Regions from separate parts of the Homo sapiens genome. Here region 2 is linked to region 1. Evidence: chromatin loops called from intact Hi-C (ENCODE). Cell type or tissue: CD4-positive, alpha-beta T cell. All regions are shown on one strand. Each heading gives the region's core, and the rest is flanking DNA. Links, peaks and the distances in the headings are about the cores only. Region 1 overlaps SLC25A12 (solute carrier family 25 member 12). Region 2 overlaps ITGA6 (integrin subunit alpha 6).

The links. Peaks named below come from ENCODE experiments on the same cell type or tissue, not always from the same donor. Only the 100,000 strongest peaks of a DNase experiment are listed, where the experiment ranks them.
Region 2: a loop joins it to region 1, with 17 times the contacts of the local background. A loop is called at or near these places in 6 of 110 quality-filtered maps.

What each region holds. Positions count from the first base shown.
Region 1 is chr2:171,800,135-171,815,528 of GRCh38, reverse strand. SLC25A12 (solute carrier family 25 member 12) reads left to right here. Exons shown (of 18, transcript NM_003705.5): 10 at 327-408; 11 at 2,032-2,190; 12 at 5,253-5,305; 13 at 5,843-5,923. Among named protein-coding and RNA genes, the nearest start is that of SLC25A12, 86 kb to the left of the region's middle. In CD4-positive, alpha-beta T cell, for the core only: CTCF peaks have their summits at 3,931 and 4,131 (motif pointing left); no DNase peak of the experiment used is centred there.
Region 2 is chr2:172,472,984-172,489,554 of GRCh38, reverse strand. ITGA6 (integrin subunit alpha 6) reads right to left here. Exons shown (of 26, transcript NM_000210.4): 6 at 15,290-15,500; 7 at 14,433-14,626; 8 at 13,870-13,958; 9 at 13,042-13,160; 10 at 9,816-9,914; 11 at 9,504-9,565; 12 at 4,613-4,773; 13 at 4,291-4,434; 14 at 2,417-2,532; 15 at 2,102-2,291; 16 at 1,925-2,008; 17 at 1,748-1,827; 18 at 1,517-1,594; 19 at 1,327-1,429; 1 more. PDK1-AS1 (PDK1 and ITGA6 antisense RNA 1) reads left to right here. Exons shown (of 4, transcript NR_199657.1): 3 at 906-1,016. Among named protein-coding and RNA genes, the nearest start is that of ITGA6-AS1, 15 kb to the right of the region's middle. In CD4-positive, alpha-beta T cell, for the core only: a CTCF peak has its summit at 4,965; a DNase peak (open chromatin) is centred at 5,024.

The DNA of each region.
Region 1 (15,394 bases), core at 1-8,000:
TGTAAACTGATAGTGTATTCCCCCAACAGTAGCAGATAAATGAGGCATTAATAGGCTTGTAAAAATTGGGGTAAGTGGGAAGCTACTGTGTATTTGGCCTAACATGGTTTTTAAATGCTGACAATAGAGTTATCTATTTTTAAATACATTGCTTTCATTTTTGGCTGCATGAATATCCTATTTTCTTCTTTTAGAAAAGATATTACTGCATTAACAATATCACTTTTAGGTTTTGTTTTTTCTTGTCTTAAAATAGTCAAATTGTAGCTTTTTCACTTGCTGTGTGCGCTTTCAAGATTTTTTTTTACCCGTTTTCTTCTCTGCAGCAGTCTCCTGGGTTAGGCAGGCCTATCTGGCTCCAGATTGCCGAGTCTGCTTACAGATTCACTCTGGGCTCAGTTGCTGGAGGTGAGTGACATGTCTGTGTGCTGTTTGAGGCTTGTGTTAATGTAATATTATCTCACCAGACTGAGGCAGATCAGCAAAGGTGCAGTTCATTGTTCCCATGGGTCACGACTTCAGGGCTTTCTGAAGTGTTCTTTATTTTTACCTATGATCAGGAGACTTGTCGTAGCAATGGCTATGACCATCTGGCTCCAGTCTGTCTTCAGGACAGAACCTCTGTAATGATGTGAAAGTCTGGGATGCAGTGCTGCACTCACCTTAATTATACTGGCTAAGGCCAGTATGAAAAAATGGAAAATGAGACTGTGTTTATGGGACAGGTTAAGAAATTGAGATTCGCTATTATCCTTAGCAAACTAACGCAGGAACAGAAAACCAAATACCACATGTTCTCATTTATAAGTGGGAACTAAATAGGAGCTTATTATGAACACAAAGAAGGAAACAACAGACACTGGGGTCTACTTGTGGGGGAGGGTGGCAGGAAGGAGGGGAGCAGAAAAAATGACTGTTGGATGCTGGGATTAATACCTGGGCGATGAAATATGTACAACAAACGCCCGTGACACGTGTTTACCTATGTGACAAACCTTCATATATACCCCACACCTAAAATAAAACTAAAAAAAAAAAGAAAGAAATTGAGATTTGGGATATGAATCCCAGAACCTCGTGAAATAAAAGAGCCTCTCAAAGTGACCCAGTTTTGCTTTTCTGCTTGTATGTTTTCCTTTCCCTTATCGCTTGCTTAACAATATCTGGACTTGATGTTTATTTGCAAAAATGAACCTCCCTTCCCTCCCTGTTCACAGCCAAAATTTGAGAGACTGTTTTTGCTTAAATACTCTACTTAGAAAATGTGTACAATCTGAAGTTGCTTTGTTGAGAAGAAGCTAGCAGGTGTGATTAAAATGCTTACGATTTTTTAAGATAAGCCTGAACTCAAAAGACTTTTTTTTTTCTTTTCACTCTCAGTTTTAGAAGTTGCAAACCAGGTTTTGGCTTTCAGCAGTCAAAATGTGTAATACTCTCGTTCATGTAAATAAATTTTCATTCCCTGAGAAATTCTAAAGCATAGCCATATTTTCTTTTAAACCAAATTCTATACATAGGGATAGGATAATGTTGAAGTGTGTTTCTAATATTATGGTTGTAACTATGATTAATTTACCAAGATGCTTTATTAAACTAAATTTTAAAATCGTAGCCACCTAGTGTACGGATATAGTCATTTTAAGAAGTAACTGGCATAATATTTAAGCATTTAATGGAAAATATAAATAAATGTTATACATAATAGTTTAATGTTGTTACTATAGAAAACTGAGTGTTGATTATCTAATTTGGGAAGTGACTCGATAATCCACTCTGTAGTTTATGAACCTACGATATCAAAGAGCATTCTTGACAGTTGTTTTCTGAAGCAGCTGTATTTATGGATTTCAGTGCTTGCTATAGCCTGCTATCCCTAAGGTGTTTGTGAGGGAAAGAAAAATAATAAACTCTCTTTTGTGAGAATACATGTTGTGTTTTATTTTCTCATCCTTTAAGATAAGATTTGTCATCCTTATGGACTCTCCATTTAATTGTGTTCTTTTTTAAGCCTAAAAATTGTTCTGTTTGTAGCTGTGGGAGCCACTGCAGTGTATCCTATAGATCTGGTGAAGACCCGAATGCAAAACCAGCGTGGCTCTGGCTCTGTTGTTGGGGAGCTAATGTACAAAAACAGCTTTGACTGTTTTAAGAAAGTCTTGCGTTATGAGGGCTTCTTTGGACTCTACAGGGGTGAGTAAGCAAATCCCAGCTGCTGAAGTTAGTGATTTGATCTCACCAGCAGCAGATTTTAACTCACTAATTATGGAAGCCAATATGTAGTATGCCTAGCCAGACTAGGTCTGTTTCTCTCTTTTTATTTTCTCTTTGCTCATTTCCCTTTTTGCATTCTTTCTGGTGATTAGCAATATTAATCTGCAAATAAGGTCTTCATTTCTTCTTCTTGTGGTTTATATTTCTTGGTGTCCAAATTATGTGTTTGTCCCAACATGGGTCTATGTCACCATGCTCCTACAAACCAAGGCACATATCTGCAGGTGGAATACAAGGATGATAGTTAAGAAATATAGAGCTGCTTTTCTCAAAGAATTAAAGAGGAGAAATACATCTCTTTCCTGTGAAAAAGAATCCAGGTTACCACTCAAAGATGAGTTTACCCTCCATATATTTATTTCAACTGAAATAAATATCAAATGTTTTTGTCTCTTTCAGGGACCATTTATAAATTTTTTCCAATGAGCCATCTGAAGGTTTAAAAAAAAAAAAAAAAAGGAAAACCCTTTGGTTCCAAGTCTAATTCTTGCTTCTTTCCCCCACTTAGCTCAGAGGTGTACAGTCAAAACAGAGAGATTTTCTTTCGCAGGGAATGTTAGCAGCCACTCTAGACTGAGCACAGTGCAGTTGGCATCAGAGGCAGCACTGCGCCCCATGCAGAATTTTCCCCACCCCCCGTTGTCTTTGTAGGAACTTGTCTCTTTGGAGAGAGAATGACTTTCATGTATGTGTTTTCACATTAGAATATAGGGTTTCCTTTGGGAGGGAGATTAATTTTTTAATCTCTTTGGGCGCCACTTGGGATTCTATGAAAATACTCTCTACATGCTCAAGTCCATGCCATTTATGTAATTTACTGTACTTGTTTGTTTGCACATACAAGCTCATTAATCCCTAGCCTATTCTGAGCTCTGTTGAACTATTTGGCTTAGAAATCTTCCTAAGAAAGACTGGGCCCGAACAGAGCTTTATGCTCATGGACAGGAGGAAAAAAACACCGCTGGTTAGCATTATATACAGGTATTCAAGCAAAAAATATAACTCCGATAAACTCATAATTGAAGTAGAGGGTCACAAGGATGTTCATTTTTAGCATTATATATAGAATAATAGGAGAGAGTTATTCCGAAATCAAACTAGGCTCAAGTACCCTGCTCTTGAGAATGAATGTGATGAGTTTTCCTCAAATATTCAGAACTGTAGTCTCTTTGAATTCCACCTGTACAGCATGTACCCTGTGGAAAGGCGTACAATATCCAGAATGCAGACCTTTCCATGTGAATGCTTGTTTTAACTGATTAAACCCTGCATATCCAGATTTTATTTAATGGGGAATCAAGGTTGAGTGGCATTAAGGTTGTTTTTTTCCTTGATATCTCCAATATTTCTTTGTTGAATAATGACCTTTCTCCTCTTTGGTATACTTTTAAATTGCAAAGAAAATGTCCCCTATTAAAAGGAACCTAGATATTTACTGCATAGTTTAGCCTTCTCAATGGATAGATGCTTACAGAAGATTTCATTTGAGAGAGATGTCATGTTTATTAAATGGATGCAATATAGCAAGTAGGGGAGGGGATTGTTGGTTTTATTCAGGATGTAAGCTCATAAAAGCAGTTCTTTAAATGAGAGACTTTTGTATTAGGGAGAAGATTGTAGGAGTCCTGTATGTGAGCACTATGATTATTGAGATTGTCATATATTGCTTGCAACTGGTCCATTATTCTGTCAGATGATTGACAAAATTGTTGACAGATTAGCTAAATTTCTTCGCAGGCAACAATGATAAAATGACACAAATCAGTACTTTATTAAATTCCATGAGCCTTATTGAGGCGAGTTGTAAAACAAATATGCATGCTGACATGGTTGTATGGGAGTTAGATTAAAAGTAATAGAGCCTGATAATCACGAGGGTTAGAAAGTTAATACTGCCATCTGCTGATTTGTTCTTTTAAATCAGTCTGCTACGCATGAAAGGTGTGTGAGGCTTTGTGTGTATCATTGATAATTCAGCCTGACTGACAGTAGCCTATATGTATGATTACTTGTGGCTCTCAACTTATGGAACTCAGCAGTATCCTCAAAGCAGGCTTAAGATCAGCAGTCAGCAAGCAGGCAAACACATATATAACTCCCCTTTGGCTGGATGATTTAAAGGATATAAAATGTTTATTGTTAGCATCTTTAAAAAATGTATGCAAAAAAGTATGCTAACAATTTGGATAAGCTGTGTGCTTTAGAAAGCTGAGCCCAACAGATGTTGAATTGTTTATTTTTTTCTTTTCCAGTTTACAACCAGCCTGGGGAATTTAACTTTCTAAGGATTATGATTTCCTTTGTTTTGAGGGGATTCTTTTAAAATGTCTTAAGCTTGACATATATTAGTCAATAAGAATACAACAGGCATATGTTTTTGCTTATAGGAGATACTCGTTAAACAATACTTAAAACTGCATTTTTCTTTGCAGTTTTGGCTTCCTTTTAAATAAATGAATATTGAATGCTGTGTTTCTCTGAAGAGAAGATTATGGGAGTTAGTATTCTATAATAACGAAGCCACTGTATGCCATTATGTAGGTAGCAAAATCTGGGTATGCTTAACAGCATGCTTTTCAGAGCTTTTCCAAGTGTACAGTATCTGTGTATGTTTATATGTTGTTGGTTGTAATAAGGGAGGGAATTTGGTTACATTGTTATTGGCAGTGTTCCCAGAATAGAGAAGACGCATGGCTCCGTTTCTTCTTCATGGACTTTTTGGGAAGTGTTGGATAACTAGGCTTTAAAGTAAGCATGCTTAAGAAGAGGATTTATAGCCTCAAGAAAACGTGACATTATACTGCATTTGTAAATAATTATTACATATGTATACAGAGTTTTAAGGATAATCTTTTTCCCATTTTAATGAAAACTCTGCAATGTTTGATGGGTAAATAATATGGGGGAAACTCTTTGTTGCTGGGCTTGTGTATTCATGTCTGGTACAGCTATATTGCTGATGATTCTGTCCCTTTACCTAGGTCTGATACCACAACTTATAGGGGTTGCTCCAGAAAAGGCCATTAAACTGACTGTAAGTTTATCTCTAACTGAATTTATGTCATTTGTTTAGATTACCATTAAGCCAAAAAGCTAAAATCAAGGCTAGGCGTGGTAGCTCATGCCTATAATCTCAGCATTTTGGGTGGTGGGAGGATCACTTGAGACCAGTTCTAAACCAGCATAAGCATAGTAAGAACTCAGCTCTACCAAAACAACAACAACAACAACAAAATTAAAAATTAGCCAAGTGTGGTGATTTATGCCAGGAGGCTGATGTGGGAGGATTGCTTGAGTCCAGGAATTTGAGGCTGTAGTGAGCTATGATCATGCCACTGCACTCCAGCCTGAGCAACAGAGTGAGACCCTGTCTCAAAAACAAAACTAAAATTGATGCTGCTGACACTGGCACACTGTCGCAGAATTTGTACAACTTTAATTTTACATGTAAGCATTTGATAATTTTAAATTTTATCATAAGACAAATATTTTGCTGACTTGGAAAAGCAACAGTATGCCAGAAGAGAAATGGTTGGGAATTTTGGTTAACTGATGTTGTCTTTCTAATTAGGTTAATGATTTTGTTCGGGACAAATTTACCAGAAGAGATGGCTCTGTTCCACTTCCAGCAGAAGTTCTTGCTGGAGGCTGTGTAAGTATTACTGTTAGGCGCTTCTTGTGACAAATACATTCCGTTGACCTTTTTGCACAGATATAATAGATATCTTAGTGGCATTTCTCTTGAACTCAAGGGATTCTAAGCAGGTTTTCTCAATAATCATATGGAATAAGTTTTAAATTTTATTGTAAAAGCTAACGGGTTTTGAGTGTAGAAAAGAGGTAGCATTTTCCGCCAGTTAGAATGGTGATCATTAAAAAGTCAGGAAACAACAGATGCTGGAGAGGATGTGGAGAAATAGGAACCATTTTACACTGTTGGTGGGAGTGTGAATTAGTTCAACCATTGTGGAAGACAGTGTGGCAATTCCTCAAGGATCTAGAACTAGAAATACCATTTGACCCAGCAATCCCATTACTGAGTATATACCCAAAGGATTATAAATCATTCTACTATAAAGACACATGCACACATATGTTTATTGTGGCACTATTCACAATAGCAAAGACTTGGAACCAACCCAAATGCCCATCAGTGACAGACTGGATTAAGAAAATTTGGCACATATACACCATGGAATAATATGCAGCCATAAAAAAGGATGAGTTCCTGTCCTTTGCAGGGACATGGATGAAGCTGCAAACCATCATTCTCAGCAAACTGTCACAAGGACAGAAAACCAAACACCACATGTTCTCACTCATAGGTGGGAATTGAACAATGAGAACACCTGGACACAGGGCAGGGAGCATCACACACTGGGGCCTGTCATGGGGTTGGGGGTTGGGGGTTGGGGGAGAGATAGCAGTAGGAGAAATACCTAATGTAAATGATGAGTTGATGGGTGCAGCAAACCAACATGGCACATGTATACCTATGTATCAAACCTGCACATTGTGCACATGTACCCTAAAACTTAAAGTATAATAACAAAAAAAGAGGTGGCATTTTCATCAGCTCTATCTCTTTGATGCTCCTAAAGCATTACCTTCCAGACTTTTTTAAAAGTTCTAATTCCTATGCCTTTTAAGAAATAGAGTACAGAAAATATAGTAGTGGATAGAGTTACCATTCATATATGTTAACTGGAACTTTAAAACAAGTGTGAGATGGCTGATTAATTGGGCCCTTATATCTTAGGTATAGGACTGAGTAAGCCATTGTTTAATAATAATTTTTCTTCTTTAGAGGCCAGAGGGTATGGCAAACAATAATAACGGTAACTACATTTCAGCTATTGACAGAAATTCTGAACCAAGAGACTCAGATATTTACTTAGCGCACAAAGGTTTCTGTCTTTAAAGTGTAAGCATGACATGATTATTGGCAAACAATAATAACGGTAACTACATTTCAGCTATTGACAGAAATTCTGAACCAAGAGACTCAGATATTTACTTAGCGCACAAAGGTTTCTGTCTTTAAAGTGTAAGCATGACCAATTCTTAAATCTATTTGCAGCTCAACTAATTTCATTTGTGGTATTTGTTTCATATTTGATAACACATGGTTCGTTTCAGACTTGTTTAGTCCATTTTGTTCTTGGAAACATTAATAACTTCCAGTTGAATTGGCTGACAGTCTTGGCTAAAACTTCCTCAGTTGCTTGTGAAACCTGAAGTGATGAGGTCAGTGACCTTGGCAACATTTAATTCAGAGACACTGCCTCGGGGGTCAGAGAGAGAGAGAGGTTGCTCCAGATTCTCTTTGATATGTGTCAGTGTGGCACATACCTGAGTCCTCTGCAGAGTTGCTTTGGAAGAGGTGGACTGCTGTGTGGGTGTGTGTGTGCCTGTATGCATGCCCCAGCACATTCTCAGGAAGGAAATCTCTTTGGCTACATTTCTTTTTTAATGAAGAGTTAACAGTGGACATAGAATAAAACTTTTGCTTAGGTGGATCACCAAAAATGAAGTTTCTCTTCTTCCTTTATTCCAATTAGATTCTGTAATTGGTTCTTATCTAGAGAGCGAACCTTTGCCAATCATAAATATTCTTTTTCTTGGTCATTTTAAGTTTCTGTTTGGTTAAGAAGCTTTCTAACTCATTTTTATCACAGCACATGCATACCTTTGCCAGAAATATAAGTCATGCTCTTTCTGTTCCATGTAGCTAATTATTTGTTTCCGTTTGCAATATCCAGGTTTTTGGTCATGAAGCTGACCTGTTTCCATGTCTGACATGTGACCTAAGTGGTTAAACCAAAATAAGATGTTTAGTTCCTTTGTTCTTCCTAGCTACCGACCCTGTTTATAGGTTTGAACTTTAGGAATTTCTATTGAAGTCTGGGTTGCCTTGAGGGTTGTGCTGACACTCTAAATCTCTTCCTTAATCATGACTCATTTCTGGAGGCTTTGATGGATTGTCTAGTGGGAAATTGACAGCATGAAAAATAGTCAGGTTGGACTCTAGGCAGAATGATAAGGTTGTCTGCAGTTCTTCACCACAAACGTTTTCTGCTTCCCCCTTGCTCTAAATCTCTTCTTTCAGGGAAGAAGAAAAAAGTGCAATTATTGAGTTTCTACTGACAAATTCAGTTATGCTATGCTATAAATGATTGTTAAAACATAATTCACTGTTTCTCCCCAAAGTCTATAAATTTCAACAGAGAATAAAGTCTTAAAAAGAATGAGTCTCTCTTTATAGAATATCAGGCTGTATGGGACATAGGATACTCCATTTCCTAAATGATACCTGGCAAACAGCCACCAGATTAACACTGTGAAGAGTGGCTGTCTGTGAGCCTGACCCTGAGTCTTCATCATCCTGAGTAGTGGTGGTGATACGATGTACGGTGTCCTTATGGCTTTTGGCTGAGTGCTGTCAGTGCCACTAGTGAGAAGAATGCTGCTGTTCTTCCAAAAATTACCCAATTTTAAAGATGCACCTAATACATTAACCTATTGCAGGTTAATTAGGAAGAAATGGCTCAAATTGAGTTCTAGGCTTTTTTTCCCAGAGGAAGGATTAGCTAGGACCTAGGCCTTGAGTTCCCTATAGATGAGAGGGAAATTTTATTGCCATGGAAATGACAATATTCCCTTTTAGGAAAAATGGTGTGTGTTGACTAGATCATGAAGTGACCTAGAAGTGAAAATCTCTAGTCCTTGGGCATTATATATTTTGTTGTTGTTGTATGTTTTGTTTTATTATCTGGTTTGTTTTTGTTTTCGTTTTTGTTTTGAGATGGAGTTTTGCTCTTGTTATCCAGGCTGGAATGCAATGGCACGATCTCGGCCCACCGCAGCCTCCACCTCCCAGGTTAATGCGATTCTCCTGCCTCAGCCTCCCTAGTAGCTGAGATTACAGGCATGTGCCACTGCACCCGGCTAATTTTGTATTTTTAGTAGAGCTGGGGTTTCTCCATGTTAGGCTGGTCTCAAACTCCCGACCTCAGGTGATCCACCGGCCTCGGCCTCCCAAAGTGCTGGGATTACGGGCGTGAGCCACCACACCCGGTCTTTATGATCTGTTTTTAAAGGCATGTGATTTTTGTTTTTTTGTTTGTTTGTTTTTCTTCTTTTTTGAGACAGGATCTCAGTCTGTTGCCCAGGCTGGAGTGGCGTGGTGCGATCTCAGCTCACTGCAGCCTTGACAACTCCTGGGCTCAAGGGCTCCTCCCATCTCTCAGCCTCCCCAGTAGCTGGGACTACAGGTGCATGCCACCATCCTCTGCTAATTTTTGTATTTTTTGTAGAGATGGGGTTTCATCATGTTGCCCAGGCTGGTCTCGAATTCCTGGGCTCAAGCAACCCACCTGCCTTGGCCTCCTAGTTTTGGGATTACAGGTGTGAGTCACCAGGCTGGCCAAGGCCTGTGATTTTTGATACATGCAAAAGAATACAAACAATATAATTACAGAATAATAAAATGAGCATCCATGCTTCTAGCACCCAACTTAACTAAAACGTTACTACTATTGTTGATGATGATTATTGCTTTTGATGTAGCTTGAATCAGCTAATGAGGAATAGATACCTTTCTTACTGGGCTGAACATTTTATAGGGATTATCTCATTATTGTTCCCAACTAGAGTTGAAAAAACTAAAACCTTAGTGAAATCCAAATTTTGACTTAGTAAATATCAAAATTGTGGTTCAAACCACTTCTATCTCCAAATCCATATTCTTTCACACTTGATATAGGTTTTCATTTGTTCTTTCATATATTCACTTACTCATTGAATACCTGATATCTTTCATGCAAATTTTAAAAATACCACCTTTAGGCCGGGGGCGGTGGCTCACGCCTGTAATCCCAGTACTTTGGGAGGCCGAAGCAAGTGGATCACCTGAGGTCAGGAGTTCGAGACCAGCCTGGCCAACATAGTGAAACCCCGTCTCTACTGAAAATACAAAAAAATTAGCCAGGTGAAGTGGCGCGTTCCTACAGTCCCAGCTACTTGGGAGGCTGAGGTAGGAGAATCGCTTGAACCCAGGAGGTGGAGGTTGCAGTGAGCTGTGATCGTGCCACTGCACTCCAGCTTGGGCAACAGAGTGAGACTCTGTCTCAAAAAAAAAAAACAAAAAACAAAACAAAACAAAAAAACAGAAAAAATAACAGCTTTATTGAGATATACTTAACGTACCATACAACTCCCCCATTTAATGTGTATAATTCAGTGTTTTGTTGTGAAACCATCACCACAATCAATTTTAGAACATTTTTATCAACACAGAAAGAAATGCAGTACCTTTTAGCTATCACTTCTCAATCTTCCCATCCCATCCGTAAGATCTAGGCAACTGTATTGCCCAGGCAGGAGTGCAGTGGTGCGATCAAGGCTCACAGCAACCTTGAACTGCCGGCTCAGGCAATCCTCCCACCTCAGCTTCATGAGTAGCTAGGACTGCAGGTGTGTGCCACCACCCTCAGCTAATTTTTAAGTTTTTCATAGAGACAGGGTCTTACTTGGCCAGGCTGGCCTTGAGCTCCTGGCCTCAAGCAATCCTTCTGCCTCCTCCTCCCAAAGTACTAGAGTTACAGATACGAGCCACTGCACTTGGCCTCTAGGCAACTATTAATATACTTTCTGTTTTTACAAATTCACCAATTCTGAATATTTTATATAAATGGAGGCTGGGCGTGGTGGCTCATGCTTATAATTCCAGCACTTTGGGAGGCTGAGGTGTGTGGATCACTTGAGGTCAGGAGTTTGAGACCAGCCTGGCCAACATGGTGTGAAACCCCATCTTTATAAAAAATGCAAAAATTAGCCAGGCGTGGTGGCAGGTGCTTTTAATCCTGGCTACTTGGGAGGCTGAGGCAGGAGAATCACTTGAGCCTGGGAGGCGGAGGTTGCAATGAGCAGAGATTGTGCCCACTGCACTCCAGCCTGGGCAACAGAGAGAGACTCTGTCTCAAAATAAATAAATAAATAAATAAGGAATCATGATATGTGGCCTTTTGTAAGCATGACATTGTGCCTAACTTTTTTCACTTAGCGTGTTTTCAAGGTTCATCTGTGTTGTAGCATGTATCAGTACTTAATTCATTTTTATTGCTGAATATATGGATATACTACAGTTTGTTCATTCATTAGTTGATAAACATTTGAGTTGTTTCTACCTTTTGACTTATGAATAATGCTGCTATGAATATTGGTATATAAGGTTTTGCATGGACATGTTTTCATTTCTCTTGGGTATATACGTATGAGTGGAATTGGTGTGTCATATGACAACTGTAATTAGCATTTTCAGGACTGCCAGACTGTTTTTCAAAGTGGCTACATCCTTTTGCATCCCTACTAGTAGTGTGAAGCTTCTGATTTCTCTACATCTTTGCTAGTATGTGTGTGCGCGCGTGTGTGTGTGTGTGTGTGTGTATTTTTTTAAATAATGGTAGCGTCTCACTATGTTGCCCAAGCTGAGAGTGCAGTGACTGTTCACAGGTGTGAACATCACATGCTACAGCCTCGAACTCCTGGCCTCAAGTGATCTTCCTGCCCCATCCTCCTGAGTAGCTGGGACTACAGGCATGTGCCATCATGCACAGCTACTTTCCACATCTTTGATAACACTTCTTATTGTCTTTTTACTATAGCCATCTTACTGAGTGAAAAGTGATACCTTATTGTGGCCTAATGACTGACAATGTTGAGCATCTTTTTGTGTGCATATTGACCACTTGTATATCTTCTTTGAAAAAATGTCTATTCAGAATTTTTGCCTATTTTTAAATTGGATTGTTTTTTGGTTACAGAGTTCTTTGTATATTCTAGATATGAGTCCCTTTTCAGATATTTTTTATTTTCTTGATGATGTCTTTTGAAGAATTGGGCTTTAATGAAGTTCGTTTAATCTATTTTTTCTTTTGTTGTTTGTGCTTTTGGTGTTATATCTAAGAAGTCATTAATCCAAGATCATGAAAGATGTATGCCTTTTTTTTCTGGTATATAGAAATTGACTTTATATGTATGCCTCCTTTTTTCTTTTCAGAGTTTTATAGTTTTAGCTTTTACATCTAGGTCTTTTCCGATTTTTAAGCCTAAGTTTTTTAGGTTTTTTTTTTTTGCCTTGAACAGAGAGAGATATTACTAAATGTCAGTTTTGTTTTAGTTTTGATTGCTAATGTTTTGGTGTATTTCCTTCTAATGTTTTCATATACATGTGTACATGCTCTTATGCATAGACATATGTGTGCACATGTGTACACACACACACACACACACTTTTTAAAACCAGATGGAAGTTTTGTTGACTCTGACTTCCTGATTGGAAATGCAAGCAACTCTCACTTACTACAGGAAAGAGGGAGTCACAGTGGAATGTCTTATTTTAGAAGTAGTATATAACCTTTGGGAATAGTAGTATAAACAGATTGTGCATTTTCAGATTTTTATTTTTATTTTTATTTTTTCGAGACAGAGTCTCGCACTGTCGCCCAGGCTGGAGTGCAGTAGCGTGATCTTGGCTCACTGCAAGCTCCGCTTCCCGGGTTCACGCCATTCTCCTGCCTCAGCCTCCCGAGTAGTTGGGACTACAGGCACCCGCCACCAGGCCTGGCTAATTTTTTGTATTTTTAGTAGAGACGGGGTTTCACCGTGTTAGCCAGGATGGTCTCGATCTTCTGACCTCGTGATCCACCCACTTCAGCCTCCCAAAGTGCTGGGATTACAGGTGTGAGCCACAGTGCCTGGCCCATTTTCAGATTTTTAAATCTCATTGTGAACATTAACCAAACTTGTGTTTTGTATCTATATCAAAATCTTCTCAAACAAACTTACTCATTCAGAATTTATGATAACTTGGATGTGCTATCCCAACATGTTTTTTGTTTATTTGTTTGTAGTATCTATAAATTGAACTCTAGGTTAAATTGCCTGACCTTGGCTAGGTGTGGTGGCTCATGACTGTAACCTCCACACTTTGGAAGGCTGAGGTGGGAAGATGGCTTGAGCCTAGGAGTTCAAGGCCAGCTTGTGCAACATAGTGGGACCCCCCATCTCTACAAATAATAATAATTTTTTAAAATTGCTTGACCCTTTTTTAGGTGGAGATGGGGTAAGATTGTATGTGTGTGTATACAGTTGCTCAGTAAATATCTCTTATGAATGTTGAGTGTTGTATGAGTATTAAATATGTAACAGTAGGTTTTAAATAATTTTTCCTGTTATTCTCATAGGTAAACCATTCTTATCAGACCATATGTTTATTTTTCTATTAGAAAATTTCTGTCTTTCTGTACACACACACACACACACACACACACACACACACACACACACAGATCCAGATATTCCTCGACTTCCAATGAGGTTACATTGTAATAAACCTATCATGAGTTGGAAATTTTTAGGTCAACAGTGCACTTAATACACCTAACCTTCTGAATGTCATAGCTTAGCCTATCCTACCTAAAACATGCTCAGAACACTTATGTTAGCCTATAATTGGGCAAAATCATAAAACACAAAGCCTGTTTTATAATACAGTATTGGATATCTCATGTAATTTATTGAATACTGTACTGAAAGTGAAAAACAGGCTGTATGAGTACTTGAAGTATTGTTTCTACTGAATGCATATTGCTTTTGCACCATTGTAAAGTCAAAAAACCATAAGTTGTATCATTGTTAAGTTGGGGACCACCTGTATATATGTGTTTATATATAATATTTATATGTACAAATGTATGTTTATTCGAAGACACAAATATAATTGAATGTTTGATTATGATATCTATTGTGGGCAAAAATAGTACCTTAATGTCAACCTAGAATTTTCAAAGTACATTATTATGCATTATTGTCACCCTCTATAAAATAGGTAGATGAGAAACAGAAGTCCAAAAAGGCTAACTCTCTTACCCCAATTTACACAGCTAATATATGCTGGAGGTTTCATGTGAACCCAAGTATTCTGATTTTTTTAGACCAAGTCCTTTTATTCTATGATGTCCTTTTGGGGGAATCAAATCATTGATTGTGTCAAAATAAATCTAGATGACACTATTCAACTTTATAGTGACTTTCTTGCCTCTTTCCTTCCTTCCTTTAATAAGTGTATGAATATGACATATTTACATATTTGGTTTTTTAGGTATAATTAACATTTTTAAAAGGAACAGATTTTAGATATTCAGCTCAATGAGTTTTGACAGTTGTATACACCCATGTAATCACCACCTAAGATAATGAACATTTCACCCCAGAAAAGTCGTTCATGCGTCTTTCCATTCAGTCCCTTCTCCCTTACCCCATGCAACCACACTTCTGATTTCTGTCTGAAGTTTTGTTGTTCTTGGATTTCATGTAAATGGAGTGCACGAGATGCATTCTTTCATGGCTGGCTTCTTTTGTTTAACATGTTTTCAGAGAGTCATCCTTGTGTGGGTATCAGGTTTGTGTTTGTTTTAAATTTTGCTGAGTAGTATTTCATCGTACGAATTTACCACAATTTGTTTATCCATTTTTCTCTTGATGGATGTTTGGGTTTTTGTCTGTTACAAATAAGGTTGCTGTAAACATTCTTGTACAAATCTTTTTGTCAACCAATATTTTCATTTTTCTTGGGTATCTAAGAATAGAATAGAGTCGATGTATATTCAATTTAAAATAAACTGCCAGTTAGTTCTTAGAAGTGGATGGATCATTTTATAGTCTCCTAAGCAGTGTACAAGTATTCCAGTTGTTCCACATCTTCACTAATGTTTGATATCTGTAGTGTTTTTGATAGTAATCATTGTAGGTATGTGAAATAGTATCTTATTGTGGTTTAAATTTGCATTCTTCTGATTCCTAAAGATGTTGATTATCTTTTCATGTGTTTATTGGCTATTCGTATATGTGTGTGTGTGTGTGTGTGTGTGTGAAGTATCTGTTCAAGTCTTTTGCGTACATTTTATTAGGTTTCATATTTTTTACTAATTGTAAAAGTTGTTTATACATCATGGATACAGCCCTTTGTCAAACAGATGTGTTGTGGATATTTTTTTGCCAGTTTGTGACTTGTTTATTACTTTTATTAATGATGTTTATAGTAGTTTTTAAAGAAAAAGTA
Region 2 (16,571 bases), core at 345-8,344, 670 kb before region 1:
TTTCTTTTGGCCACTGAATGTTCAAGGTTGCTGTGCCGAGGTTTGTAAGAGGTTTACCTAAGTTTATTACCTGTTAGAAAATAATACATATTATCTCAGTCTAATCTTCTCAATGTAAATTTAAGTAGCAGCTCCTTTTACCAAGAGAAAGAAGCTAAAATATCTAACGTAATCCTATAATAAAAGCACAGGCTCCAAAAATGGACTATAGATAGGGCATTCAAAATAAAGACTTGTGCCTAAAGATTTTTGTAAATAAAAACAAAAAGGTCAAAGGACAACTGATAGCTAACTCGTTCTAGGAACAACTGCTGTATGCAACAGAATCAGCAGTGTAGATATACCATGTTCTCAACATACGCCCAGGGAAAATCATGTGTGAATTTGTGAACTGCCCTGTAACCACCCTGCTTGGCCAATGACAAGTCCTGGGCCAAGGCAGTGTACCAACAACCTGCTTCTGGAAAACCCCATCCACTGCAAAAATGAAGCTGCCTCTGTCCCAGAGGAGATTCTGCAAAACCATTATTAGGACAGCCATGAATCTGAGAGTCCAAGCTGGGAACAGAGTGACGTCCTGCGGCAGAAGCCAAACACAGGAGGTAAGAGCCCTCTTGGTGTCGAGACTGTTCCAGAACCCAAAGACTTCTTTTCCAGCTGCACCTGCATAGAGATCATAACCACCACCACCACCTGCCCCAGCTGTGTCTATAATGCTAAGAGACACACAGAGGAGAATTCAGCCTCTTCATTCTGCCGGAGTCAGGTGGGCCCATGCTTGCCATTTGAGGCTTTCACCACAGTGGTCACTATGCCTTCAGGAATGTGATTTCAGCCACACAGACCTAAACCCATGTGTGAGTTACGAACAGACTCTGTACCCTATGTTTATGTTTATTCAACAGGACAGAGAGTCACTGTGATTGCCTACTTTGAAATGGTTCAGAGCCAGTCACTGCCTTTCCTACAGGCATATACCAAATCTACATTCACCACAAAAACTGGGCTTGTGAAAGGTAGGCATACATTAATATTCTTTCAACCACAAGCAGTGAGAAAGATGACCTTATAAAGGAGGAAGGAATAAATCATAACGCATTCTAAACTGAACTGGATTCTGAACAGTGACAATTGTTCTCCATCCTGGAGGATAAAATTTTTACTATAAGCCAGTATGTTCTTTAAAAGCTGGCAAACTAATTTTTAACTCATGATTTACTTACAATGCTTATTAATATTGCTGATTTATTAAAATGACATACTCAAGACCATACCTAGTATATGTCAGCTTTTGGTATAATGAAAAGACCAACTGCTCCAACTTACCCTGAATTCATACTCTATTAAACTTCCCACTTCATCTTCAGATTTCATAGCTTGCTCGCCAACAACTGTACCTCCAAAATACACCTGGGAAGGTTTAGCAACTCTGTCAAATTAAAAAACACCAGTTTTAATGAGGATTGTAAATGGTTCTTTCAAACATTGATTTGTTATGCTAAACACAAACACTTACCCCGAGACCGATAAAAGCAGTTCAATAACCACTTTTGCTTTAGCTGTAATTGGAGCCAAATTATCTTGATTGCTTGTTCTGAAAATGAAAAGGAAACAATAGGGTTGTATTTTACCAGTCAGTTTTCTCACTACAATTAGACTTCTTTTATGAGGTAGATCAGGGCCAATTCATTGACTGCCCATATTTTCATGAAATAATTCTGAATGGAGAGGTTGATGTAACTCTTACGTTTCTAACTTCAGATTAATATCCAGATCTGGGGTGTCAAAGGTGACTTCAGTTGTACTTAAAACCAAATAAAAAGTGACCTAAAAAAACATAAATAGCTGTTAACACAGGCCATGCATACAGACACTGCAATGGTATTTAAAACAGTAAAATACAGTATATGAAGGCATCACCTACATTTGAATTTCTTTTAAAAGGATTTCCGAGCTCACAGTCAGCTTGCGAGCCATTCTGGTTGGCAACACAACTCAACTGTTTCTCCTGTAAAAGAAACACACGCTAGGTCACAATCCACTCATTTGCCACACAGTGTTGATTTTTTTCCCCTCTCAGCTGGTCTCTAACAATACTTACAGGGAAAGCCCTCAGTTCTCTATATGCAGAATAGGTTAAAGTGTCTGGAAACGTTGCAATCAGTTTAGCCTCATGGGCGTCATCGCCATCTTTTGTGGGATTCCTTGGGTTGGAAGGGCTGTTTGTCACTGTTATTTCTAAAGCAATATCCTTCTGATCTTTTAGAACTAGTTCTGGTACACCTTTTTGACTATTAAAAATAAGAAAACAAGAACAAAAAGGCAAAGTCCTCAATACGTTTCCAGTAAACTTTCTTAACACAAAGCCACCATGAAGCCAGAATCATTTTTGCTAGTGCTACACAACGATTCTTACATTGGTAAATAAGAAAATTTGTCTTGATTTCCTTCTCGGGTGCAAAATTTATATTCTAGTTTAAGGTTGCTGTTACATACATTGTCGTCTCCACATCCCTCTTTTAAGAAGTGAACCTGTAGGAAAACGAAAACTATTGTCAATTTACACCATTCAGGACTCAGGAAGGCATCGATGTAGGTGACTGGCTATTCCACACAGTTCATTTCCCTGTGTGACAATTACCAATGCAGAATTCAAGCTTTAAATGTACTTTGCCACACATCAAATTTCCATTCTGTCCTTTAGTAAAATTGTGTTTGAAGAACACTTTGACCAGGGCATGGAGGCAGTGTGGTATAGAAGAGTGTGACCCAGCAGCCACACAGATTTGGGTTTGAAACGCAGCTCTACCCCTTACTTAGCTAGCAAGTCACTTAACCTTTCAGAGTCCAAGTTTCATCATAGGTAACGTGGAGATACCACCATTCTAACTTTATAGGGCTACTATAAGAAGTATCAATAATAATGATGATACCAACGATTATAATACTCGATTTACATATCTTAACTCATTTAATCCTCACAACAGGCCTCTAAAAAGATACTATTATTATGATCTCCATTGTAGAGATGACGAAACAGAGAGCTTAAGGTCAGGTAAGCAAACAGCATACTAGCACCATGCCAATGGGTTCTTGATAATCACACCGATAAATAGAAAATCATCTCTAGCTATGGAGCTGGGAATGTACACAAGTAATATTAACATGATAATAATAAAAGTACATAAAAGTATACAGAAATATAAGGAACTATATTTGGTGACAAAAATGATTGACAATATGCAGATGTAAGCATCAGCTCCTGAGACAGTGAGGACTCACTTCTGCAAAGCTGCCTCAGTAAGGCACCAGTACCAGCAGCCCCATAGTGGACAGACACTCATCATCAATTAGTTGTTTTTTTTTTTTTTTTTTTTTGGAGATAGAGTCTTACTCTTTTTGCCCAGGCTGGAGTGCAGTGGTGCCATCTCGGCTCACTGCAACTCCACCTGCCGGGTTTAAGGCATTCTCCTGCCTCAGCCTCCTGAGTAGCTGTGATTATAGGCATGCTCCATCATACCCGCTAACTTTTGTATTTTCACTAGAGACGGGGTTTCACCATGTTGGCCAGGCTGGTCTCAAACTCCTAACCTCAAGTGACCTGCCCGCCTCGGCCTCCCGAAGTTCTGGGATTACAGGCATGAGCCACCACACCCGTTCATCATCAATTAGATTTTGAAAGCAAGAACATAATGCCAAATCAAGCTGTCATAGCTGCCCGGGCTAACCTTGCACCTTAACCATCCTAAACCCCTAGCAAACAGACCCCACCTCATATGAGGTATCCCACAGGCCATCTAATACACATTTTTCTTCCAAAGATGACTTAGGCTATATTAGGCACTAAATGACTACTGTATGCTAATAATACTTTTTTGCTTTGCTGAATTTTGATATTCCTTGATTTTAATGTTCTGACTAGCAACACACTGCTTTCTACATTTCAGTATTCTCAATGGTAAGTAAAACACAATGTATTTTTCTTTCTATGTACAGCTAAAGGAGAAACAGTGTTAGAATATAAGCTCTACCATTTATAGTCTCGATAGGTTATAATGGCCAAAAATGAAGAAGGAAAATACGCTCTGGCCCCAAATTGTATTTCATGTTTTTATGTTTATTGCTAATTTGGGAAACAAGTCTTCTCTAACTTTGCGTACATTAAAAACATATTAACACAAAAGAATGGCCTTTAAAGCAAATCACTAGTTCTATTCCCTTCAAAGACATTTGATTTAGCATCATAAATGGCAAAAAAACTTTGGCAAAATGAAAGTCAGAGAGACTTACATCAATATGAGCTGTCTTGGGTTCATCTGAATTCAGAATTGGAAGAACTTCTGGAAGTGAATTCACTCGCCTACGAGAGCTTGGCTCTTGGATCTCCACTGAGGCAGTTATGGGAATGGGACGCAGTTTATCTCTGATATTATCCTGCATGAAAAGCATGCAGTCAGAGTTAAGTGGGGTGTACATGCTATTGGGGAATTCCAAAACAATGATTTTGTATTGATTAAGAGGTTGCCAGAATAAATTTCAGAAATCTGTATATCACCATATAACCTTTTTCTGTCCTCTTCATAAAACAGATGTGACCATCTGCAGCCCTCACCTGTAGCCACAGGGTTTCCTCCATGCACACTTTCTGTTTCTGCCTCTTCAGAGTTAGTTCTTGAGTATATTTGGGCTCAGAACCTTGGTTTCGAAACTGAACTCTTGAGGATAGCCCAGATTTTCTTCTTTCTTTTTCAGCTTCAAGTGTGCCCACAATTGCTAGATAAAATTAAAATCATATTAACGTAAGTGCATTCATGCACAATCCAGCCACAAGCATGTTGAACTCCTTTTAAGATTTTAATTCCTTGTAGAAAACATTGCCATTGTTTCTCTTCATATTTCCTGGTAATATGCATTTGCACAATTGTGATGGTTCAAATCAAGCTGTCTTTTCCTTCCTTTTGCTGTTAACAATGTTTCAAAGTTAAATTTTCATTGTGCCACCTGGGGGAGCTCAAGAATAAGTTAAAACCTTTCAGCAGCAGCAGTTATTAAGAATCAGTTTCTGGCTGAAGTTCATGAACCCACAGAATACTAACGATAAGCAGAGGAACCCAACACTCCCCCGAGCACCTAAACTGATTTTCTCCCTTTAAACCAGTCAATGCTTATTCAAGTGGCCTCGTGCCTTTGCTATCTGGGAAAGATCTCTAGAACAGCAGCATCTCCTGAGGGCCTGTGAGGATGCAGAACCTCAGGCCCAGTCACACCTACGGAAGCAGAATCTGCTTTATTAATAACAGCATCACCAGATGATTCTTATACGTATTAAAGTTTTAAGAAGCACTGATAAAGGATAGTTGTCTAAACAGAGGAATAATATATTTTAGAGATGGAGAAGTCTTTCGACAGTAGGATGAGACCTTTACCTTAACAAATAAAAAAGAGGATGGGCACAGTGAATTCTGCCTGGCATCCCAGCACTCTGGGAGGCCAAGGTGGGTGGATCACCCGAAATCAGGAGTTTGAGACCAGCCTGACCAACATGGTGAAATCCTGTCTCTACTAAAAATACAAAAATTAGCTGGGCTTGGTGGCGCATGCCTGTAATCCCAGCTACTCGGGAGGCTGAGGCAGGAGAATCGCTTGAACCCAGGAGGCAGAGGTTACAGTGAGCTGAATTCATGCCATTGCACTCCAGCCTGGGCAACAAGAGCAAAACTTTCTCAAAAAAATAATAATAAAGATAAAAAAGAATTACAAGGTAAATTATATATTTTTGAGTGGATGGAGGGCCTGTCGGTCAGCATAATATAGCTCCCACAACCAAACTGCCTACCTTGCACTGGGCTAGAAGGCACAGCCTGTTCTTGATAACCTACACTAATGGAACCTGGAGGGAAGCTAGGATGTGGATGATCAGAATCTCATTTTTTTACTTCAGAACGCATTCTTTGTTGGTTCATTAGATGTGGCTGCTAACTTTGTTTTTCATGGGCCAATACTTAAATTACTTACATTCATTAAGCAGTCACTAACCATCAAAAGGGAAAGCAAACCAAAGTGTGCAGAGGGCTGGAGAAGGCAATCTCCAGGACAAAAATCTGCTACAGAAAACACAGAAAATGAATAACTCACATTCTAATATTCACTTTAGAGTTGGAAGAGACCTTTTCTGGGGAGGCTTGGGGTCATACTGAGAGGGACAGAAGCAGCACCAGCTTCTGAGTCTCTATCACAAACACAAAAGGCGATTGCTTTCTACAGGGTCTTAGATGCCCAGGTCTCACTTGCCTCCTAACCACCGCAGGAGTCACTCCTTCCCTCAGCCAGCTGTCTTTCCCTTCTTTTCCCTTCCACCTCCCAGCAGTGTTGGCCTGCTTGGCTAAGCCCTCCCTTCCCCTTCAGATTTCAGCTTGGACCTCACCTCCTCCAGGAAGCCTGTCCTGGCCTCTCTTCGCGATCCTAGAGTATTCCATCTCTCCAGTCTCTACATTTAAGCCCACTACGCTGTGATTTCCTGATTGTCTCCCACAGTGGGGCAAAGCCGAGGACAAGGATCACATCAGTCTTATTCCCCACCACAGTCCCCAGCAACTAGCACAACACCTGATAGACATATGATTTATGGAACAGATGAACAGAAGTGGCAGTAACTGGTTCCCCACTTGCACACACATGCGCACACACACGATGTGACATTCTTATGCTGAATGTGAGCTATTCAGAACAAAATTTAGAAACACTGACAGTTTCAATAGTAATTTTTGTGTCCATCTGGAGAATTCTTAAATGTCACAGCTGCCAAATGGAATGCTCCCCCATTTTAGGCCTCTGCAGCCTTGACATCATCCATTTATAAGTGACCTGCTAGCTTCACAATGAACCAGATAAAGGCTCACACGCTGAGTGCCCCTCACAGCAAAAGTGCCCCTCACAGCAAAAGTATGGGAGGTGTGGGTGCAGGAAAACCGTTTATCTGCCAAATTCACTCTAACCTTCCCTAACCCTCCAGACAGTCCACATCATCTTAAAATCTTTGCAGGCCACCTTTGCTAACTGCTTGAGGGGCAAGCCAAGTAGAACACTCATTACGGCTCAATTATAGATATCTATATGTATGGAACACCACATCTGAGGACTGCTGAGCTAAAATAGCCCAGTCAAACAATAAGCTCACATTCTTGGCTACTGGGAGAAGATTTTAGATGTATTAACTTATGTAGCTTTGTAGAAGTTCTGTCTTAGTTCATTTAGAATTTACTGTGGAAGTAAAAGCAATGAAAGCAAATGTTCTTTGAATGTCTTCAAAGGAAAGTTCCACCCATAAAAGGCCATCCATAAACACTTGGTTAATGGAGTAGCTACATAACATAAAAGTAATACACATGGCATCAAATGCTGTGCTACAGCTAGGAGAAAGTCTGTATTTTATATAGGTGATTAATTTGGGGGAAGTCAAGGAGTGCTCTGATGATATTTCACATCTACAGTCAAACTGAGAGTGGTTTGAAAAAATGGCCATCAGAACAGAATAAAAATGTTTCCCCTTTTTCTCTGGCTGCCTAGTCAAAGAATCACTGTTTTCTCCTTGTCTCTCTAATTCATTCCAAACACTGGCAAAGGGCCCATTATCCAAGTGGGCTAGTGTAAGGTATGGCATTTGGGTAAAAATAACACAAATGATACTGAAAGGATGATAGATCCTGAAGAGTCACAGTATACATTTTCTTGTCATTAAAAGCCACACAAAGAATTGCTTTCTACACTCGACAAAATGCCGGCTGCATCAAAAAGCAAAGCAAAAGGCCACAGCTCCCCCTGTGCACGAAGTCATAATCCATCCACTCTAAGAATGCTTCGTGCAAGGTCTGCAGGTCCCATGGAGAGACCACACAGCAGGAGACGACCCCACAGAAGGGGAGACGGAGAAACCACCTGCAGACAGCTCGAAATCTGGAAAGATGAAGGCTAACTGAGCTTATGACACTGAGAATCAGGTGAAGGGGGACTTAAAAAAAATTAAAGACAGTACATTTATTTAAACTGTCCCTTTTCATAATTCACTGAACTTTATCACAGGTCAGTATCTTCATTCTGTTGTCTTAGTGGATACATTCATTAGTGTTATATAAAACTTCATATAAAGTTAAAGAAGAATTAGAGTACAGCTAAGAACAGAGCTGTGACGTGTGAGAGGATTCACCATTGCAAACCCTAGTCCTTATGTGGCTATTTTTTCCTGTTTCAAGCAACAACTTTAGGTTATTTGAATTAGGTTATATTCTGGAATATTATAAGGGACATCTTTTTAAATAAAGAAAACTACTACTTTAGATAACAGGGAGAACACTTCAGAGGACTCATTACCTCATAGTATCGTAAAGGCTGACAACCATATGAAAGGACAGAATGACCTTGTTCTTCACAAAGTGTCCCTTGGTGGCAGATACAGTACACTAGAATCCCAAACTGCCAGGACCATGGCCGGACCCGGGTTGAGAATTTCCTCATTCTTTTCACTTCCTCTTTGCAGAAAAGATTTTCTTGGAATTCCTATGCCCCTGGCCTTGACTCTGGAGCCAGGGGTCAGGTGACTCACAGCTGAAGAAGTGTGGCTGCTATTAAAACATGCCAGAGGAGAGCTTACGACGGCCACTATTGTTAAGAGTATCATTAACGGTGTCAAAATTCTTGTCAAAAATCCTGTGTTGCCCCATAAATATATACACCTACTATGTATCCACAAAAATTTAAAAAAATCTTACTTTGAATTACAAAAAAAGGAAGCAGAACAGTATCTAATAAATGACAAAGTGCTTTTCATGTCTTCTCAGTTGATCTCCAGCACAACTGTATGCACTAATGACTACTAGGCATTGTTCTGAACGGACAGGAAAGCAAACTCATATGTTAAGGGACTTGCCCTGTGGGTCAGTCAGTATCAAAGCTGAAACCAGGAGCAGAGACCAGGTCTCTGACCTCTCAGGGCCGGCTTGCAAATTCCCTAGGGGCCTGCTCTTGGGAACACAGGGCGGGTGTTCCGGGAGGGAGGGGCGTGGGGAAGAGAAGGCAGCCTGGCAGTGACTCTGTGCTGTGCTCTGGCTCCTGCCGTTGCCCTTTCACAACCACCAGCCACCACCCACCACCTCACAACCACCAGCCACCACCCACCACCTCACAACCACAAAATCAATTTTCCACACTGCTTTTCAAAGACAGAAATGGAGGAAATGGTTGTGGTAGCAAATAAGTACTTTTCCAAGCCATTCTGTCCTAAACCATCTGCTCTGGAAAACTCAAATGGCGACCAAGTGGAGTTTTTTTCCTCCCTCACGGTGCTGTGCCCTCCTGATTAAAAGGGAGACAAAACATACACTTAATTCTTTACACCAGAATTGACAGACCCATGTTGGCCACTGCAGTTTTATTTTTCTGTGATTTATGCAGAACTTTCAACCTGGCAGACAGAAAGTAGACATATTTTAAAGGTACTAGGTACTTACATATTGAAGGATTATAACCAGCGGGGTTAGCAGTATATTCAAAACAGGATTTAACCTGGAGGCTGAATAAAATCAAACACATATTTCTTAAAAGATCCATTATTGCAGTGGAAAAAACCCAACATGTTCCCTAGCTCTCCAATCCCCCCAATGCCCATTGATGATCAACATGTTATAAAAACACTTGACAGACCCTCTTCCCTTTGCCCAGCACTCCTGTCATCTTCCCTGTGGCTCCTCAGGACAATAGAGTCATCATGAAGTGGAGGTGGGAAACTGAGGGGGATCCCACCAAGACAGAGGGATGCTCACCATATCCCACTAGGCGCCCCACACGCTGTTTTCTGGCGGAGGTCAATTCTGTTAGGAGTTACTGTGATGGTTTTCTGAATATTAATCACAGGCCGGGATCTGAAGACAAAAGGAGTGAAAAACAAGCTCAGCCTCTGTTACCTTGAATGTGAGTCTAATTCACATACTAGAGAGCATCCTTAGCTGCCCAGCACAGCTTAAAAACACAGGAAAAAAAATACACGTGACGTTTTCCCCCATTGCTGAAGAAAATAACTGTTAATAGATATAAATGTATACAATGCAGAGCCTCATTATACAATATTTGTTTAAAAACGTACACACTTATGAGTACATGTGCAACATGTGGGGGTTAAAGTAAATATTTTGTCTCCATTCCCACCCGAACACCCAAGTAGCCTTGTATGTTCTTCCAGACACGTCAGTTAAAATTATCTAAAATTAAATATTAAAATATATGTATAATTTCAACTAAATGGGAACTTAATTGCCATTGTTCTGTATGTGGCTTTTTCTCATCCATTTCAGAGGTCTTGTCCTGTATATACACATAGATCTAGTTCACTGTTTTTCACACCTGATGGCGTTACACTGTATCAGTGTAACATCCTTTATTTAACCAGTACCTAATCGGTAGACATTCACGTTGTTGAGCTTTCTGCTTTCACAAACATCATCTGTGCACACACTTGAGTTTATCTGTGGGATAAATTCCCAGCAGCAGAATTTTGGAGTCAAAGAATATGTGCATTTTTAATTACGAGTAGTCTTGCCAACATACCCTCTGGAAGAATTACACCAACAAACACCTAATACCTGAGATGCTCATGATCAGCGTGTCTACAGTATGTGAATTAATACAGGCAATCCTGAACTTGGGAGTCTCCATTGTACAAACACTTGCCCTTCTCTTCAGCCTCCCTCGGAGTCTCCCACCCACAACCTTCAGTCTTTGCCTTCCTATTGCCAGGATTGACAACTTTTCTACCCCCACGATATCTCTGCAAGCAAAAACTTAAACTTTTAAACTTCTTCCCATCTCTGCGCTGCCTACTGCAACCCCGCAAACACTTGAGAAGCTGGAATCCAATTCCACGCCCTACTCTGGTTCACCATCTGAAAACATCTTTTCGTATGTTTTGGCTGCCCTGCTCCCAGCAGCCACAGGGGTCTCCACGGGTCTGTGGCCCAACTGCTGCCACAGGCACAAGAAATGCAGGTATGCGGTGGGTTGAGGGGTATGAGTGGGTGAGGAGGCCCACCTCCATTGCTCCCCACCAGAACTCAGAATGGGGCCTGGGGTTTCATTACCACGTGGATTCAGTTAGGCTGACTCTGATGGGCTTGTGGTAAACCCAGCCATTCTGGAGAACAGTGTTTCTACAAGAAAATGCATTCCAAATCCCAAACAGCTAGCTCGAACTTCTGGAATCAATCTGTTGGTAGGCTAGAGCACAAGTCCATTCACAGTGAAGGTAGGGTCCAATAAAGGGTCAAATACTGCCCACATTCCCTGTTTTTCCATTTTCCTTTATTGTTTACCATTCTATTTTTATTTTACATTTAGACAGCTGCTAGGTTCTAAGATACTAACTAGATACATTCTTAAGTTTTGAGAGCATATTTAAAAGGCACAGTTGCCACAGATATAGTATTTTACATACTGTAGAATTTTAACAGACATTTCTGCCTAGAACATATTTTGTTTTTTAAACATACAACACACAATTTTGAGGGCAAAATATACATGAATTATGAAAACTGTGTCTTTTAACATAGAAAATAAGTCTTATTAGTTTGGCTGCCTCATGTTTAAAATTGGTGTTTATTTACTAACTACCCTGAAGTGCTAGTACAATTTAGTAGAAAAAATGCACAGGATTCAAGTCAGGAAGATTTAGGTGCTACATTCTGTCCTCTCAGGCTCCAGCCTTAAAAGCTCAAGCCAAGTCCTGGGCCTCAGTTTCCTCATTTGTAAAATAAGGGGAAGTTACTCCTCTTCTTATCAAAGGGTTGTTGAATTCTACTTTCACACTATCTGCAAGTAAAGAGGGAACAAGTGTACAGGGTTGACAGTCAACCTACTTATGAGGACAGGAAAGTAAGGATATTAAAATATCAGTTACACATAGACAGGGGCAAACATTTAACTGACTAAAGTTAAGTCATCTATTGTATTGACAAGGAGAGATAGCCCAAGATTAAATAAAAACCAGATTAGACAGCAGAAGTTACAGTGTAGCCTTTTGATGATACCCTAAAAGTAGAGAAATGCACACAAGTTTTGTGGAAGATGGGAATAATGTACTGGATTTTCTATAATTCTATATTATTAACTTTAAAAAAAATAAATCTGCTACTTTTTGAAAATTAAAAAACAAACCAAAAAAAGCCTCCAATTTTTAATGGTGATTTCCAGCAGTGATGAAAGCGCTGGTTAAAGGGAGACTCAAACACCACGGATGGGAAATGTCGCACCATTTTGGGAGGTCATCTTGGCGAAACCGAATCAAAAGTCTTGAAGCACATATATCAATTTCACATCCAGGAATTTATAATAAGGAAATAATCAAGGATATAAACAAAAGTAAGAATGTTTTCCACAGCTTTTTATATCATGGGAGCAAAAAAAAAAATTGCGAAGCAACGTAACCATCCAGTGAGAGCAAGGCAGTTGGTTAAATAAGCTCTGAACCTGTCAGAAGATGCCTCACAGACAGTTGTTAACTTCATTTTGGAAAAGTACTCAGTGACATAGGAAAAGTCTACTATGTATCCTAAAGAGACAAAAGCAGGTTACAAAATTATGCACAATTATGGTCTTAATTTTGTTAAATATACATGGTCCAATCACAGAAAATAAAATAGAAATCAAGATCTTGGAGTTTAATAATGCATGGTGAATTATAGGGGGTTTCCTTCTGTATGTTCTTTGTACTGTCACATTTTATATGTGTTTTGTTTTTTTCATCATCAAAATTAAGGTTTTAAAAATATATGAAGTAAAAATTCTAACTTGGATCTATGTTTTCCTCAGATACTTTAAAAGATTTTAGAAAATAGGTTGTTATTACATTGTTTACTAACTTCAAAAGAAAAAGAAATAGCTTCACAATTCATATAAACCTTTGAAGTATAGGTATGACAAATTTCAGTCCAAAAGGTCAACATTTTAGTATAACCTGATTATAGAACATGCTTAACACTAAAATCATAGATAACAGACCTGAAAATAGTTACTGAATCTGAGAGGGAACCAACAGCAACATCAGGGTAGGAATTTCGATCAAGGTCCATGTTTCCAGCAATTGAATATCCAAAATAAGGTGATATACCCTTGAGAACCTGAAATACACAGGGCATCCGAATGGACATTAGGTTATCACCATGAGCTTCTTAACAATGCTTTGAAAAAGACACACAAGTTTCTTTTGAACTGAAATTTGAGAGTTCACTTATAAGTAAATTATATTATATACAAGTCATAAATTTCTATATGATCTAACACTTCATACATTTCATTTCATAAAAGTCATCCGATTTACATAGTATCTCAAAGCAGAAAAGAGCCCATTTCTGATGAGCTTGTTTATTGTATTAAGTCAATCAGGCCATTTCAAACCAAATCTCCCTACCTTCCCTACAAGTCTTATTTTTCTCAAAAGACATTTTTAATTTTTGGTGTCTACATTCTCCATGTAGTTACAGTCATTTATTTTGTTTGACCAATTTCATCTCTATTTAGTATGCTACTAAAGAGAATATATCGTATTTCCTCTTATCTTAATGCCGTCAGGGTAGAATAACATTCATTTGCTTTGGATTACCTTGATTCCTAACTTATCTAAGAAATTTTACAATTAGAACAAGCAAGTCATTACATTTATATATTTATTTTGAAGGTATCTTCTAGTAATACATTTTTAAAAAATTTATACTATTGTGGACTTGTAAATAAAATAAGATTTGTGTGAAAAGTCACTTAAACCTAAATATTTTATTATAGGGCAAAAAGTTGAGACTCTAGCTGTAGAAATCCCGGTTATTTGGTTACCTGTGTTGGTTTGGTATTTATTCCATTTGCAGATCCATGATAGATAAAAACCTTTCCCAAGTCATCATACGGAGCTCCAACTGCAATATCTGTTGACAACATCACATTTTAACATTTTAACAAACGCTTTAGAAACACTCTAGTAAAATGTTTTAAAGTAAGATGACACAAGCACTATTATTTATTTGTTTGGCTTTTTCGGGGTTTTTTTTTGTTTTTTTTGAGATGGAGTTTCGCTCCTGTTGCCCAGGCTGGAGTGCAATGGCGCAATCTTGGCTCACCGCAACCACTGCCTCCCGGGTTCAAGCAATTCTCCTGCCTCAGCTTTCCAAAGCTGGGAGTAGCTGGTATTACAGGCATGTGCCACCACACCCAGTTAATTTGTATTTTTAGTTTCTCCATGTTGGTCAGGCTGGTCTCGAACTCCCGACCTCAGGTGATCCGCCCACCTCAGCCTCCCAAAGTGCTGGGATTACAGGCGTGAGCCACTGTGCCCAGCAGCGCTATTATTTAAACAATCAAATAATCTATAAATCATAGCCATTTCATAATCTATTATCTACCTGGGTAGCCATCTTGATTAATATCTCCAATATTTTTTACTGCAATGCCAAACATAGAATCTTTGGTTCCATTAAGACGAATTGGCTTCACATTATTCCATCTGCCTTGCTGGTTCATGTAGACATACACTGCACCTCCAACTTCTCCATCTCTATCAAAATACTGTGGGGCTCCAATAACTATATCTTGCCACCTAAAAACATAATGAGGGGAAAGAGCCGTGAACCAACAGCTAACATACCAGCAACACCAGTCTAGGTACTAAGGATACAAAGACATATAATAGAAAGGCCCTCAACTCCAGAATTTATGACTCAATTATAACATTTTTTAAAAACCAAGGTAGCCTATAATAAACGCCCCAAGAAAAATACTAAGGGTAAGAACTCAAAGCCAATTTCTCGAGTTAGAACCATAGTACAGCAGGACTCCCATTAAGACCTCACTGTTCTAACCCCCCCAACTGGCACCAACAGCCACATATCTGTTTTTTACTTTATCACCAATTCCTGTTTTCAACGGGAGCTGATGCTCCATCAGCCCCATATGAAACCACAGAACAGAATCATGCAAGTGTTTTCTGAGTCAATTTTTTTCAAATTTTAATTCTCATAGACTCATGATCCCAACATATAAGTAAAAACTGAAAATCAAAAATATAATCCTATACGCTGGGGAGGGATATGAATGTCTGTCTGCTGCCATCATAGAAATGATAAAGATAGGCTGGTAAAAATGCGGCAATAAAAATATTCTTTACGTCAATGAACCTGAAAGGACGGCTCTTCTCCAGTCGTATAGAAGCTAGTCAAAGCAGAAATGATTTGCAGCATAATATAACCTGAGGCTTTCTCACCCATCCTTGTTGAGGTCCACCACCGCCACATCATAGCCAAATGAAGAGGCCAGACCTTCTCCATCGAATATGTGCTCAGGGAGGAGATGTGCAGACTTCATGTCTCTCTTCAGCAAAACCACGGCTCCACTGTGATTGGCTCTGGGAGCACCAGATACAAAAGTGATCTCATCTTTAGAAACAATACCTTTCCCTGAGTCCAAAGAAAAACCTAGAAAAACAAAATATATAGAGCCCCTCACATCAATCCATATATTTTAGGCCTATGACATTGGTAACTCCATCATTACCTCTTCCTCTGGCTTCCCACCCCTCTCTCCTCTTGACCCTCCCACCAGCTATCACATTCGTAATATGAGTGACAGAGTTCAGATGTGACACAAGGACAAAGTCCTGGGGCTAGCTAATTTACTGCTTTCTATGGATATTAAGACTTTTAACTAAAAGCACCTATGTATAACTTGAATTTTGAAGTATTCATACATCTTAAGAATCAATTTCCACCCTATTTTAATATTGGAACTATGGTAAAAGGAGATCAAGCTAGATACTGAATTGTCCAGGAATAATTTGGTTATGTTACATCATATACACAGAGAATATATAACCTGACTGGAAGCATAATTGAGTGCATGTTACAGGGTTCTGCTGTAATTTAATGACCAGTATTTTTACAGGAATAAAATAAAATTGAAGAAAAAGTAATTAAGCTTGGTAAGAGGCATCAACTCTTTGGTAATCAGACAAAAACAAATGCTAACATCATTAATACACCATAGATAGCATTTCATTGTTTTGGACCAACTTAGTTCTCAGACACAAACATGCAGACAAAACAATGACTGATGATACATGGTATTTGAGAACCTAGTATAAACAACAGAGGTGAGGAAGTTGTCATTGGTATCAGTTATATACTTGTTCAGAGGGCAGAAAACATTAGGACACACCCATTATAAAGCATCAGGTAGGATGTCAGATTACAAATAACAGATCTGGTGAAAAGCAAATAGAAGTGCCCATATCAAAACCATTCAAATTAAGTAAATGTTTCTATAGAAAGGTGAGGCAGATGCAGAATAATATAAGCTCACCCCCTTTATTGGGTTTTACTTATGAAAAGCTTCACCACTACCGTTGCAGTTCTCAAATTGTGAAGTGAATTGAAAAACATGAGCCACCAGATTAGAGGGCAATATGGAGTCCAGCTCTTACAACCATCTGGCCACAGAGCCCCAGCCATGGCATGCTTTTTGTGTGTGCTTCAATGGAAACAAAATAG